Linked DNA regions of Homo sapiens: region 2 is linked to region 1. The links are chromatin contacts, found by Hi-C or POLR2A ChIA-PET in ENCODE. All regions are on one chromosome and are shown on one strand. Each heading gives the region's core, a stretch centred on a gene start or an enhancer-like site at or near the end of the contact. The rest is flanking DNA. Distances are from core to core; before and after follow the strand shown.

What was found. A loop is a pair of places that touch in the nucleus more often than their neighbours do. ChIA-PET counts read pairs that join two places held with the same protein, here RNA polymerase II (POLR2A). Pooled maps may share reads with other maps.
Region 2: a loop to region 1 is called in a pooled map, with 2.8 times the contacts of the local background. The contact joins the enhancer-like site here to the promoter of RUVBL1-AS1 in region 1. A Hi-C loop is called at or near these places in 25 of 168 maps with a recorded cell type or tissue (A673, B cell, CD14-positive monocyte and 19 more), 15 of 37 single-sample maps with no recorded cell type and 31 of 50 pooled maps. POLR2A ChIA-PET finds 5 or more read pairs at or near these places in 14 of 52 experiments (A549, CD4-positive, alpha-beta T cell, CD8-positive, alpha-beta T cell and 10 more).

Annotation. Positions count from the first base shown.
Region 1 is chr3:128,071,789-128,079,377 of GRCh38, reverse strand. RUVBL1-AS1 (RUVBL1 antisense RNA 1) reads right to left here and starts at 3,568. Exons shown (of 2, transcript NR_046645.1): 1 at 3,299-3,568; 2 at 322-639. It also overlaps a transcript of RUVBL1 not described here and the pseudogene RNU2-37P. RefSeq lists silencers at 1,971-2,070, 3,412-3,851, 3,862-3,911.
Region 2 is chr3:128,109,881-128,117,469 of GRCh38, reverse strand. RUVBL1 (RuvB like AAA ATPase 1) reads left to right here. Exons shown (of 11, transcript NM_003707.3): 3 at 4,450-4,582. Among named protein-coding and RNA genes, the nearest start is that of RUVBL1, 10 kb to the left of the region's middle. Within about 2 kb of position 4,634, at least 10 of the 41 ENCODE cell types and tissues checked have a DNase peak (open chromatin) inside an H3K27ac peak, as active enhancers do; they include A673, B cell, CD4-positive, alpha-beta T cell and 3 more, where a contact is called at or near this core.

The DNA of each region.
Region 1 (7,589 bases), core at 2,319-4,818:
AGAGATGGAACCAGGATTTGAAATCAGGCTGCTTGGAACCTGTGTTCCTAACTCCTGGGGGCCATACTGCCTCCTTCTGTGTTGGCATTTAGCAGCAGCTAGGAGCTGTCAAGATCTGACCTTTGTACCAGCCAGGTGAAGGAAGCGGGGTCCGGTGTGGGGAAGGTGACCCACCTAGAGGACCAGAACCAGGCCTCTGCCCTGGCTGGGCCTCTCACTTGGGCTCCAAGCCTTTCATGCTGTTTAAGGAGCAAGATGGAAGTGGCGCTGACAGCAGATCTCACAGCCGCGGGTGGGGACAGAGTCTTCTTCGGCTGCCCAAGGTACCAATATCCAGATCAGCCAGGTGAGGAGGGGACCGTGGTCTTGCTCTTCCTAGGCCACAGACCCCTGGTTCCTGCCCCTCAAATATCCTAGCTGAGGTGGTACCCAGAGAGATGGCCCAGTTCGCTGGTCTGTGCTCCAAAGTGAGGGAGATGGTTCTGGATAGGTAGGAAGGTGGGATTATTTTAATTTTCCTCCTATTTTTTCCAGCAAGGCCTGTGATTATTACATTAATCTTCCGGGCGAAGTTTTTACGACTGATCCCTCACCAACTATGAGAAGTTTCTCCATCCATTACTAAGAGGGAAACAGACCCTGGTGGGGAGGAAAATATTTGTTACATCTTATCAGGCTGACACACAATCTAACAACAATTACAGCAGCCTCATTTTTTGCACTATTTCAGCTCCAGTGTGAAAAATTGTTGTAATATTAAAGTGAGGCAGGGTGGGGGCTGGTCATCGGAAGTGGTTGAATATTCCAGGCTCTCAGCGCAGGCTCTCTTGGGTGCCACCCAGGGAGCTGATTGGGTGGCTGAGGAGAGGGAGGGAGGAATTTTCACATAAATCCCAGCGCCCTGTCTCCTGTGCTAATGGCCCCAGAGATACTTGTGAGACTGGGAAGGGCTCTTGAAAGACGCGTCCCTGGCCCTGGCAGGGAAACCACCTTGTGCCCTGCCTCATTTTCTCAGTGCAGATACCTTCTTACTGCCACATGTCTTAGGGTTGCACCTGCCAGATTGATTGGTAGGATAGTTTGTTTTTTAGGACTAAATGAATCATGCTGTCACACCAGAGAGTGACTTCTTGGTTAGCAAACCTTAGCCATTTGTGTAATAAAATGGGGGTACAGAAGGGGGCTGGGGTTGCACTCCCAGTCGACCTCTATCCCTCAGAAACTGGCCAGCCCTGGGCAGAGCAGCTGGGGTACCCCAAGAAGGCCCTGCTCTGGAGGGCTGTGGGCAGAGGAGCAGTGGGAGGGGACCCAGGGGTTCTGGGGCTCAGCAGGGCATGGTATTGATTGCATTTTCCTCCTCTGTGTGGCCCTTGGTCCTAGCCCCATGAGTCTTTGGTTTCCTGGTGTGTGAGTGGGAAGTTCATATCCCATAGACCCATGTGAGGACTTGGTGAAGTGACCCACATGTAGCTGTATCAGGTACCCAAGAGACTAAGAGGCAGTAAAGAGTTCCTGATTCCTGGCCCACTTGGAAAGAGGTCACAGTTTGTCAAACTGGAGGAAGCAGCCTGCTAGGCCCTGCCCCTCCCTATCGCAGACAGCTGGCACTTGGAAGGACCCTTAGGATCCCCCTGTGTTTGGAAAAAGCCCTGTAGCCCAGAGGGGCCAGCACTGGCTCAGGGCCACACAGCCCAAGAGCAGAGGGGGTAGCACGGGGCAACTGCCAGAAACAACGCACTGCTTCTCACTGGGGCCCTAGCATCCCATCCTGGGTGAGGCTCAGCTAGGGCTGAGGCAGCCAGAGGGGGCGAAATGACCACCCCCTTGTCCCAGCCAGTGCTGGTGTTTGTCAGGTCAGACCTGCTCTCATTTGGTGTCTGGGAAAGAGGTCCCTCGGGAGGTAGAACAGTGTTCACCCCCTTCATCCGTGGTCATCCATTCATTCTCCACACAGAAGTTCCTCTTTCTTGCTTCCTCCAGTATGCAGCCACTCCCCTTCCATTTGTTCTGGGGAGAGCAGGCCATAAGAGGATAGGGGGTGAGGGAGGCCTGGGCAGGGGGGCTGGGGAGCTTAGGGTGCAGGGCGGGCCACGCAGCAGGGCCCCGGAACTGTGAAGGGGTGGGCCGGCCACGGGGGCTGCCTGTCGTCCCCTGCTGCCCTGCCGCCCCTCCCGTCACTTGGCGGCAGGCACGGTGATTAATGGCCAGGCCGTGCGGGCTGGGCGGCCATCAGCGCGCGTCTCGGCGACGGATGCGGCTGTCAGGCCGGCCCGGCCCGCGCTGACCCCCGGGCAGGGGCCCGGCGCGATCAATGGGCGGCGCGCAGCGGGCGGCGGCTGGGCCGCCGCGATAAGATGGGCCGATGGGCGCCTGCCGATTGCCCGCTCCGTCACCCGCCGTCACCGTCACCGTCACGCCGCCAGCACGCAGATCAGCGCCGTCAGCGCCGCGTGATTAATGGGGACGCCGGCAGCTGCGGGGAGGGCGCGGGCATGCGGACCCCGCACCCAGAGGGACATGGTGGGGTGCGGGGTGCGGGCTGGGACGCCGCACACGGCACGCTGCACTTACACTGGAGCCGCATGCAGGGAACGGGGGACACGGCGGGATGCGGGCTGCAGGTCTGGGGCACACGGCGCAGGTTTTCACGGGGCTGCGCGCGCGCGTGTGTATGTAGTGGGTGGAGGTCCCGGTGCCACCGTGACACAAGGGCCTGAGTGACTTAGGCCTGAGGGGTGGGGGGAGGAGGGACCACACCTACTGTGACCTCCCCACCGCGATCCCTGCCTGGCCTAGGCCTCAGCCACCAGGTCCACCAGCCTCTTCGGTCTTTGCAAGCCTGCCCACTGTCCCAACCATCTTTGAGAACCCAGACTAGACGGTCAGGACCCCGACCCAAAACCCTTCCACAGGTCCCATGGCTAAATCCCAGGTTCCCCACCCTCCCGGCAGGCCCGCAGGAATGCCGGCCCCGCCTCTCCATGCCGGCCGCCCCCCTGTGCTCCTTTAGCTGTCATCGCAAGTGGTCCCGTCCCCCAGAGCTTCGTCCCTGGGTCGGGTCATGCTGTTGGGGACGCCCTGAGCGCTCTCAGCGCACCGTTGGCCCTGCTCGCTCCCCACCGGGTGAGGAGGGCAAGAGCCGGCTTCCCACCCCCCTCCTCCGCGCCAGAGCGCACAAATCCCCACTCGAAGCGACCTGCCTCTGAGGCACTGCCCCTCCAGAATAGCGCTGGTCCGCCGGGACCCACTCGGAACTCGGGAATCGGGAGGGAGAGGCTCGCCCAACCCAAATACCCACATGCCGCCAGGGAGGAGCCGTGTGCCAGGTGTGCAGAGAGGGGGCCGGAGGGCTTCCCAATGCCAGTGACAGGAGCGCAGCAGGGACAGCCGGGCGCGAGTGTGGGACTGACCCGAAGTCCGAACTGCCAAGGAGAGCGAGACGAGGGGAAGGGGGGGGCCCCGGCTGGGTGGACTGGGGCCTATCCCGTGGGCAGTGGGGATCTCAGGGCCAAGCGGCAGCGGAGGCAGGACCAGCCACTCTCACTTTTCCCCTCGAAAACCACAGCGTTCCAGGGCCGCGAGGCACCCCGCGGGAGCTTGCGAGGACACAGCGCCCCCGTGTGGGCGGACGCGCACAGAGTCGCGCCCGTGGCGTTTCGGGCCCAGGCTCCGCCCCCGCCGCGCTGCCCCTCCCCCCATGGGGGCGTGGCCAGGCCTAGCCCAGGGATCCGAGATTCCAAGTCACACCCAGCACGACTTGGGAAGTCGCGACGAAAGTGCGCGACTTCCCAGCAAGCGAGGTTGAAGTCCCGGCAGGCAGGGAGGAAGGCGTGTGTCCCCCCGTGCATGCGGGGAAGGAGCAGTGGGGGAAGGCTGAGTTGGGCTTTCAATTAAAAAAAATGTGCATACACTTAGTTTTTTGATGCAAAATTGCCAAAGGCGTGTACCGTGAAAACCTACCTCGACACCTGCCCCCTGCCTCCTGTTCCCTTTCCGGAAGCGCCTGCCTTACACCGGTGTGTTCCTCTAGAGATGGCCAGGACCTGGGTGAGGCAGCACACACTCACAGGACCTTCCCAACACTCATTATGAAACATATCACATGGAAAACTGCAAGAATTACAGGCAATCGCCTCTCAGCCTTTGGCTAAGATCAAGTGTAGTGTTCTTATCACTTTAATATCTGCTATCTGAGGACAGTATGTTAAATGGATTTTTGGAGCAGGGAGATGGAATAGGACCTTGCTCTTTCCACTCCATGCATCCACCTGGTATTGCAGTACCTCCAGGAATAGTGCACCCCCTTTGGGGGAATAAAAAAAAAGGATTGCAGGTGAGCCCCCATATCCCTGTCATCTAGGCACTGCACTGCCCATCCCCCTGTCTGCCTGCCAGTCAGTCTTGTCAGTCTTCTGTGCATTTCAAAGTGAGTTGCAGATACAACAACCTCTGTAAATAGTTAAGCATGTGTATAATTATCTAGAGTTCAGTACTTGATTATGGTTTTTTAAGTTTTTTTTTTTTTTTTTTTTTTTGAGACGGAGTTTCGCTCCTGTTGCCCAGGCTGGAATGCAATGGCGCCATCTCAGCTTACTGCAACCACCGCCTCCCGGGTTCAAGTGATTCTCCTGCCTCAGCCTCCCAAGTAGCTGGGATTATAAGCGCATGCCACCACACCCAGCTAATTTTGTGTTTTTAGTAGAGATGGGGTTTCTCCATGTTGGTCAGGCTGGTCTTGAACTCCTGACCTCAGGTGATCCACCTGCTTTGGCCTCCCACAGTGCCAGAATTACAGGCATGAGCCACTGTGCCCGGCTGCTTATGGTTATTTTTAAACGTTAAAAATACAGTGAAATGTACAAATCCTAAGTGGAGCACTCCATGAGTTCTGACTAATGAAACCCAAATCCCAGTGAAGGATATTACTATTGCCCAGAAAGTTCCTTGTGCCAATCTCTAACACACTAGAGGCAACCACTGTTAGAATTTTTTTTTTTTTTGCAATAGATTAGGTTTTCCTGCTCTAGAATTTCATGTAAATGGCATCATACAACATGACTTGTTTCTTTCACTTAGCTTTTGAGCTCCTGAATGTTGTGTGTATGGATAGTTTATTTTTTATTGCTGGGTAAAATGCCACCCTGTGGATCCACCACATGTATCCATTTGCCTGTTGATGGCCACCTAGGCTGTTCCCTATTTTTCAGCTATTATGAACATTCTTGTACAAGTCTTTGTATAGGCATATATTTTCATCTTGGGTTTCAATACCCAGGAGTAGAATAGCTGGGTGTAGGGTAAGTGTATGTCTAGTTTTATGGGAAATTGCTACACCTTTTCCTGATGTAGTCTATTAGTCACTTCCTACCCCCCTTTTAAACACAAATGGTAGCATACGCTATTGTTTCTTGCTTTCTGTATTCTTCCTTGACAGCATATCTTGGAGATTCTTCTAACTCAACATATAAAGAATGTCCTCCTAGTTCCTTTCCACAGGGAGGAGCTGCTGTAATTTATTCAGCCCCCTCCGATGGGCATTTAGATGTTTCTAGCCTTATTGAGCTGTGCTTTGAAGGATGAACAGGAGCTTGTCAGGCAGACAGCAGAGGGAACAAGGCCCACAGGTTTGACAGACACTGCAGAACCCTTACTGCTGGGGCATGAGCTTTTAAGAGGAGAGGCACCTTCTGTTCCATTTCCCCATGAGGCTCAATAATGTTTGCTGAGTGGAAAGGAGTGGGTAATGTGGCCCTAGAAGGGATTGGGGCAGGGGAGTGAGGTGGGCACTACCACTTAGGGGCACACCTGGCTCTCCAGAACCAGGCATTGGTAGGTGCTGAAGCTCAGGTTGGGGCTTTTGCTGACTCTCGGACAGTGCCACATGCCCATCCCCTGGCCCTCATCAGGAATCCGTTGCTCTTCCCCAGGCCATGGGGCTCAGACCCCTCAGAAATGAGATGGGAGGCTCATCCCAGCCTTCCTGAGGACTTCATGCTGGCCTGGCTTCAGCAGGAGCAGGCTGGGGGCGGGGTATGGGGTAGGGCATCAGCAGGTCCAGGGAGGCAGTGGTAAAGCAGCACCATGGATGGAGCGGAGTGCCAGTTGAAGCGGGTGCTGCCCCTGAGCCAAGGGCAGCAAGGGGAAGCTCCGGGGGTGGGGCCTGTTTCCCTAGACTCCTCATTCCTTGCCCCAGCTACGTCCCTAGCAGAAGTACCTGCAGGCAGGACCAGCAGCCAGACAGGGACTTGGAGTAGGAAGTGAGCCTTAGGCTTTTTGTCCTGGCTCGGGAGCTAAGTGACTTTTGGCCACACTCTATTTCCCTGGGCCTCAGTTTCTTCACCTGTAAAATGGACGGACTTGTTTCCTCCTGGGCCTCTAGTGGGGTGAAGTGAGAGCACATGTAGGAAGTGGCTGGGACAGTGCCTGCCCCAAGGGAAAAAGCAGAGTAAGCCTTACCCCCCCATCACTGTGCATTAGTTCCCTGTGCATGGGGAGGAGCCAGGTGGAGAGACACCAGGGCCTGCCATCTTGAAGCGTGCGTGGCTGCTGGAATGTGGGCTCCGTTTGCTCTCAGGCAAGAGGGGCCACGGCCACAGGTGCAAACGAATACCTGAGGCACGAGAGATGGCCTACTGCTTCCCTGGGGCAGCAGGTTTTCTAACATATTTATACTGGCAAGCACCCTGCCTGCCTCAGCAATTCACAGCGCCTGGCTGGTCTGGAGCCTGAGGCCACGTGCTGTGCTCCTGTCCAGGGCCTCCCTGAGCCCTGAGGCCAGCAGGTGCAGAGGGAGCGCGGGGCAGACCTGGCTGCACATGTGTCCTAGCAGTCTCAAAACACAGTGCTGAGGTGTGGCTTCTGCAAGGCCAGGCCCACACCTGTCCATCAGGTGGTCTCAGAGGAACCATCCTGCTCTGACCCAACTCCCCTTGGAAATCAGTTTCCAAGACAAGGTCTAAGACTACAAGGAAATACTGAGGCTGGAGCCCAGCTAAGGAGTAACGACCTCCCACAGCCCTGGTCAGGCCTGCCCTGGGGTTGCCCACCCACCTGCCCCTCAAGTTCCTGAGGAAGCACCAGGCCCAGGTGGTGGGGACGGCGGCAGGTTTGGGGTGAGGCCCTGTCCAGGACTGGGGAGAGTGGAAATGTGGCCTACCACTGGGGGCTTGGTGTAGAAACAGAAAGACTTCTAGACACGTTCTAAGGGAGCAGCCACAAGCCTGCCACTCCCACCCACACAACACTGGGTCCTTCTGGCTTGGCTACAGGTCGGGTCTGAGGCCAGCCTCACAACCAAGTTAAGACTTCTCCAATCACCAGCTGGGTACTGGAGCTGAGGCTCAAAGGGCTTCGAGTTATGGGGCCCTAGGCTCCTGCTAGAAGGTTCCCACTCTTCCACGGGGTGGCAGGCGCCCTGGCTCAGCGGAGGCCTCTGCATTCTCACGGGACAGCCAGTGCACTCTGCCTCACGGGCAGAGCCCTGCAGCAGCTCCACATGTGGCCCAGCACCCATATCACTTTATCACAAATGTGAGCACCAGGTTGACATGACCATCAGAAGGGAACTTTTCCAGGCAAAATGCCTGAGT
Region 2 (7,589 bases), core at 3,385-5,884, 37 kb before region 1:
GTCTGGAGACATTTTTGGTTCTCACGACTTGGTTGGGGGTGCTACTGGCATCTAGTGGGTGGAGGCCAGGGATGCTACTAAACATCCTGTAGTGCACAGAGCAGTTTCCATAATAAGGAATTATCTGGCCACAAACGTCATGGAGTCAAGCTGAGAAACCCTGGGCTAGAGCTTCTCGTTTTGTCCTCTTTGTCTTTTAGCCTCTCATATTTGTTATCTTTTTGACTCTGCTAAATTATGGGTAATTTCTTTTAGATCTTTGTTCCAGTCTAATTGTCTCTTAAGCTATGATTAAGTGACTGATTAATCCAATCTATTGAATATTTTTTTCCTTTTCATTTTGAAAAGTTTGGAACCTACAAAAAACTTGAAAGAATAGTGTGATGAGCCCCTCTATACCCTATACCTAGATAGCCAGTTATAAATATTTTGTGACATTTGCTTTTTCTCTAGTTTATTTCTGAACCACTTGACAGTAAGTTGTAAGGATGTCTTCCTACATGACCACGGTGCCATCATCAGACCCACCTTGCTAATGCTATTATATTCCCCCAATTTTTGTCAATTAAAAATTAAATTAATTAATTTTTAAAAAATGAGCAGCAGAGCCAGGGAGAGAATGGTGTCTCAGGAACCAAGAAAGGAGAACCTTTAAAGAAAGGAGTAGGTAACCATATCCACTGTGGTAGAGAAATCACAAAGATGAGGGAGCCTGGCAGCTCATCATATGATTCCATGAGCAGTTAACAAATGTGCTTTCAAAGACAACGAAGTTAAATTGTTTTAATGAAAAGAAAATATAGGTGATAGAAATCAGAAAACATCTTTCCAAGTTGTTTCAGTTTTTGGCTTTTTAAAAAACACCAGAATATCAAAATGCAATCAAAGATTACACACTGCATAAATTGTTACAAGTTATAATGTCTTTTTTTTTTTTTTTTGAGATGAAGTCTCGCTCTCTTGCCCAGGGTGGAGTACAGTGGCGTGATCTTGGCTCACTGCAATCTCTGCCTCCCAGGTTCAAACGATTCTCCTGCCTCAGCCTCCTGGGTAGCTGGGATTACAGGTGCCTGGCTAATTTTTGTATTTTTAGTGGAGATGGGGTTTCATCATGTTGGTCAGGCTGGTCTCGAACTCCTGACTTTAGGTGATCCACCTGCCTTGGCTTCCCAAAGTGCTGGGATTACAGGCGTGAGCCACTGTGCCTGGCCCCCAGATGTATTTTGTTATGGCCCACCTTTTTTACTCATGTGTGGCCCTTCAAGAGTCCTCTTTTATGTTTTTTTTTTAATTGTAATGTTTTTGTTTGTTTGTTTGTTTTTTGAGACAGTTTCAGTCTGTCGCCCAGGCTGGAGTGCAGTGGTCTGTTACCCAGGCTGGAGTGCAGTGATCTCGGCTCACTGCAGTCTCTACCTCTTGGGTTCAGGTGGTCCTCCCACCTCAGCCTCCTGAGTAGCTGGGACTACAGGTGCACACCACCACGCTTTGGCTAATTTTTGTAGTTTTCGTAGAGATGGGGTATCGCCATTTTGCCCAGGCTGGTCTTGAACTCCTGGGCTCAAGCAATCCACCTGCCTCGGCCTCCCAAAGTGCTGGGATTGCAGGCTTGAGCCACCGTGCCCAGTCCCGGTTTTATTCAGGGGTTTCTATCTTAAGTGCTATACCTTGCTGAGCTTTCCTGTATCTACAGTCTCTGAACTTTCAAGGCAAATAGTTTACTGCTCTGAATGTTATTATTTATTCAATTCTAGGTGTTTTGTAAGAGGAGAGGTTTTCAGTGGACCCAGTGTGCCATATTGCTAGAAGCATATGTCTTTCATTTTTTTTGGTGATATTGTATTGCTTTCCTCCCAGGAAATATGAGAAGTGCTCAGCACTGTGGTATTACCTTATAAGTTTGTCCACTCCCTTCCAATGTGTATGAAGGAATTTGGTGACTTCTGCTTAATGGTTTGCTGCAGGGTCCCAAAGTTTAGGCAACTTACCTGGGTGACAGGCAGAAATACTGCTTATTTTAGAGATGCAAATGCATGGTTCATATGCATTTCCACTCTTGAGGACCTCACACTGTTAATAATGGGTTTGGGTTTTAGAAGAAGGAGATATTCAGATGAGATTGAAAAATAGAGATTTCTTCAACCTTCTTTTGGCAACAACCTCTTTTTTGTGCCACTTGTCACTCACATGGGGTGAGTACAAAAAAAAATGGCTTTGGAGATTGGGGTTTGCATCCTGGTGCTGCTGCTTGCGGTTTTACCTTGGGTGTGTTGGTAACTTTTGAGTTTGTTTCTTAATCTATAAAATACAAACTAGATGATCAAGGTCATAGGCTAGTTGGGGAGATTCGATGAGGTCTATGCAGCACTCTGTAGTAGGTGTAGGAATAGTAGCCATATCATATACTTTCCCTCTGGAAGTCTTTAAATGGAGGAAACGAGACACACATGAAGCTTTTTTTTTTTAACCAAGTATTTATCATATTTTAATGGAAGTATGTTCATCTCTTCTGTATTAGTTAAAGGGAGGGAGAGTGCCATTGAATTGGATGTGGTCACTGTCTTTGAAGTTCAAAACTGAGGGTAGGGAATTGGGGCTGGCAGAGATACAAGGAAGAGAAAGGAGTAACTGGGAAGGGGTGGTCCTGTCCAGCCTGTGGCCCCACGGGGAGTCTGCTGTTAGAGTGCTGCTCCTCTCATTGTGCCCTTTCATGTTCCAGAGATTTTTTTCCTTTGCTCTTAGAAGAATACCAGTTTTCAAGGTGTCAGCCTTGAGCTCACAAGTGCAGATGCCTAATGAGGCAGGCAACGGGGATGAGGGAAGTGGCTGGGTGCACTGTGGCGTGTCTGCCTTGAGCCCCAGGTGCTCGGCCTTGCTGAAGGTCACCATGAGACTGCAGGCCAAACAGAACCAGGCTGTGAGCAACGAGTTTGCCACTTGTGATCTAGCATGGCACTTTAGTACTTTCATTTGACAGATGAGGAAATCGGGCACCTGAGATTTGCTGAGTGCCCAAGGTCACACTGAAAATTAGTGGCAGAACCAGCACTAATCTTTCTGTTCCTGGCTAGTGCATTTTATACTGTGCTATACACTGATTCTCTACCAGATTTTACTACCTCAAAACTATCACCAAAAGGGCATAGAAAAGAAAATCTGAGAGGAACCTTGACTGTTAATTTTAAGACACCGTCTCAGTTTCACTTTGTTCTTCAGTAACAAGCTTGTTTTCAGTCTTAGCCCATATACCTGGGGAGCTGGCCTTACTCGTGCTCCTGTTTCAGAGTTGAGGAAAGATGAAAATGGCATTTAGAGGCCATGGCATTGCCCAGTTCTGTACCAACTTTAAAGCATTTGCTTGCCATACTTGACATTTGACCGTACACCTGTGAAGTCTGGTTCTGTTTAGCATTTGCCAGCTGTAATTATCTTGTCAAAAATCAATTTGTAGTTTACCACAGGGCGTGTTTAAGTGTAACTTGTTAAGACCAACTCATAGCTTCAAAATCCTACTTGAGGTATCCTTCTTCACTCTTTGTGGGCTACATAACATAAAATGAACAATCCATTCATTCATTCCTTCATTATTTCTGATGGGTTGTAGATTGGTGTTTTCCTGTATTTGTAAAAAGAGAAAGCAGGTATCTCAAAGATCCAGTGGTGTATTCGGAGCAATTAGGTCAGAGCCATATATTGATATTGAGAGAACAATTTTGGATGACTGTAAAGTTGGCCCTTCCTATCTGTGGGTTCCACGTATGTGGATTCTGCCAACCACAAATCAAAAATACTCAGGAAAAAAACAATAAAAAATAAAAATACAATAACAAAAATAATACATACTTAAAAATACAATATAATAACTATTTACATAGCATTTATATTAGGTATTGTATGTAATCTAGAGATGATTTAAAGTAACAGGAGGATGTGCATAGGTTATATGCAAATACCCTGCCATTTTATACCAGGACTTGAACATCCATGGATTTTGGTATCCCTGTGGATACTGAAGAGTAGACTCTTCTAATTATGATAACATGATCTTTGGAGTCCTGCTGCCAGAGATTAAATCTGCGCTGCCATTTTCTAGATTATGGTACTTACGTTGCATTACTTAATGTCTCTCAGTTTCTCATGTGTAAAATGGGGAGAATACTAGTGTCTATTTCATAGGCTGGTTGTGAGGATCATGTGAGGCATTTGGAGTTGGGCCTGCACTGGGTAAGTCTGAGTGAATGATAACTTGTAATTATAGGGAAGATAAGAGATGCCATTTATGATTTAAATTGACTGTCCACAAAAGTCATCAAACATTTATTGTGTGAAACATGCTAAATGGTAGGACTAGATGTTCAGCTGTTCCTAGTTCCTGGTGGTTCTGTAGCATGTGTTTCTGAACTGTCATGTTTTCAGGACTGTGAACTGTGTTTCCGTTGCTTTCTTTTGTAGACAGCTCTGGCTCTGGCTATTGCTCAGGAGCTGGGTAGTAAGGTCCCCTTCTGCCCAATGGTGGGGAGTGAAGTTTACTCAACTGAGATCAAGAAGACAGAGGTGCTGATGGAGAACTTCCGCAGGGCCATTGGTAAGTAGTGTCACATTTGTGGGAGGAGTTGGTCTCACTTCCTGAAGCCTGTGCACCGAAGCCTCTTTGTGGTGAAGATGCCTTTATGACTGGTATTCGTGGCACTGCTGTTTTTCTTTTGGCACTTAGTAGTGCATTATTTTTCAAATAAAACAAAACCCCAGTTTTTCTCATTGAAGTGCGTTAGCAATTGGAGCAACTATGGACCCTAGCTGTGAGCCTGCGCTTCTTCATGCAATAAATAGATGTGTCTAAAAGTGTTTTTTTAATGAGTCATATTTTCCTGGAAGTCTTATTTTGCCATTAGAGATGACTATCCACTGAAAAGGTTTTGGACTCAAGCCAGAATCTTTGTGTGCCATGTGGCCAGAATGCCCCTGGTCCTGGATGGCGAGCCAGAAGAGTTGTGGCCTGTCATAGAGTGAGGAGACTGAGGAGTGGGGACTGGCAGAGCTTAGAGGCTTATGGCGCCTAACCCTTAGGGCCTCAGGCTATCATAGTGAGTGCCTGTGATGAGCCAGGCCTTCCCTCCTCTGAGGGGAGATTATCAATCTACATTTCGCATTTGAAGAAGCAGTCTCAGAAGGTTAAATAACTTGCTAGGGACCCAGTTAGTAAGTGGCAGAAGTAGTTTGATCCGACATCTTTCTCATTTCTAGAGCCGTTGCTGTGAAGATTGGCTGTGAGAAGAAAATGGCTTCTCTTTCGAATTTTTGCTTTTTGCTAGCTAGGACTTCTGGGGCAGTTTTTTGGCCCCATTTCTGCTGGCACAGCACTGGGCAAGTCCTAGTTTCCCTCAGATCTGCTTATAGAAATAGCTTATTTCTTTTAACTGTTACATAAAAGTCCAGTTATTAAGCCATTTCTGTTTTTTGAACATTTAGATTTATTCTCAGCTTTTACTCTTAAAAACAAGGCTACTAGGAATATCCTTTTATGTGTCTTTGTGCACATGTGCGAGTATGTTTCTAGGATTTGCCTGCTGAGTCGTGGGTTATGAACACTAGTCAGAGTGCCTGTACCAGTTTCCAGGCTCTTTCATTGTCAAACCAAAGTAAGTATTCTTAAGAAGGAAATTTACCAGAAAACTTCAAGGAAATGATGAAACTTAAAAGACTGATGAAAAAGTTCAGTTTCGGAGTAAGATCAGGTAGGGCCATGGTTAAAGCTTTTGATTTTACATTGAACAAAAGGAGAAGCAGTTAGAAAGTGCTGGTATCCCTGGGCTCTGGTTTTGCTTTTACCAGACCCCTCCGGCTGGGTTGGGAGTGGATAGTAAGGAGGGTGAGGGCAGAGAGGAGTCTGAGCAGGACAAAATAGTGGCTTGGACCAGGGTGGTGGCAGTGGAAGTGCAAAGTGGTTGGATTCTGGGTGTGTTTGCATGGTAGCGCTGACAGGATTTCCTAAAGGGTTAGATGTGGGGCTGAAAGAAAGAGAGGAGTCGAGGAAAATTCCCAGGTTTGGCCATTTTTGGAGATGGGGAAGAATGGGAGGGAGCAGGTTGGGTGTTTACTCAGCGTCTCCTGGGGATACAGTGGTCAGTGCTTATCTTTGTAGACACAGTTCCTGGCACATAGTGGGTGCTCAGGAAAGTTCTTCTGAGTGAGTGAGAGAAGTGGGTAGACTTTGAAGCAGTTAGAAAACAGAAGCCTTTTTTTTTTTTTTTTTGAGAGAGAGTCTCTGTCGCCAGGCTGGAGTGCAGTGGCGTGATCTCAGCTCACTGCAACCTCAGCCTCCTGGGTTCAAGCGATTCTCGTGCCTCAGCCTCCTGAATAGCTGGAATTACAGGCATGCATCACCACACCCAGCTAATTTTTGTATTTTTAGTAGAGATGGGGTTTCACCATGTTGGCCAGGATGGTCTTGATTTCCTGACCTCATGATTCACCTGCCTCGGCCTCCCAGAGTGCTGGGGTTACAGGCATGAGCCACCGTGCCTGGCTCATGCCTGTAATCCCAGAAGTCTTTAGCTAAAAAATATGAAAACAGAAGTCTTTAGCTAAAAAATATGTCTGGGCTATAGACATATGTTGTTTGGTTTATGAAGTATTTTTTATAAATTTGGAGCTAGTTGTCAATATTTAGCAATAGGGAAGTGTCATAAAGTGCTCATTTCTGCCTCCTTGAAGCAGCTTTCCTTCCCACAGCAGGCGGAGCTGAGCGGGTACTTCTGACCAGGTCCCCATAAGCATTGAAGTTTGTGACTGTTTTTCTAAACCAGAGAGATTATGAACTGTGTCCAGAGGCTAAATTTTGTGTTACTTGGAATATATTTATTTTTATTTTATAATTTTAACACTTCCTCAGTGCCACGATTTGAATATTTTTAAAACTGCAAAGTATTTCTGACTGGAAATATATTATTTTTACCATGAAATATTGGATTTTTTGGTGCTTATTTTAATTATTTTATTTTGTTTTAGTGCCATGGTCTCACTCTGTTGCCCAGGCTGGCCTTTAACTCCTGGGCTCAAGTGATTCTTCCACCTCAGCCTCCCAAGTAGCTGGGGCTATAGGTGCACACCATCATGCCTGGGTTTGGTGCCTATTTTATTTAAGTTATCTATTTTTAAAACATTTTTCTCTTTTTAAATTTTTTTTAGAGACAGGGTCTTACTCTGTTGTCCAGGCTAAAGTGCAGTGGTGTAACAATAGCTCGCTGCAGGCTCAACTCCTTGGGCTCAAGAGATCCTCCTGCCCCAGCCTCCCAAGTAGCTAGGACTGCAGGTGTGCATCACCACACCCAGCTAATTTTTTAAAAACTGTATGTAGGCCGAGTGCGGTGGCTCATGCCTGTAATCCCAGCACTTTGGGAGGCCGAGGCCGGTGGATCACCTGAGGTCAGGAGTTCGAGACCAGGCTGGCCAACATGGTGAAACCCCGTCTCTACTAAAAATACAAAAAATTAGCGGGGCATGGTGGCATACGCCTGTAATCCCAGCTACTTGGGAGGCTGAGGCAGGAGAATTGCTTGAACCCGGGAGGTGGAGGTTACAGTGAGTGGCGA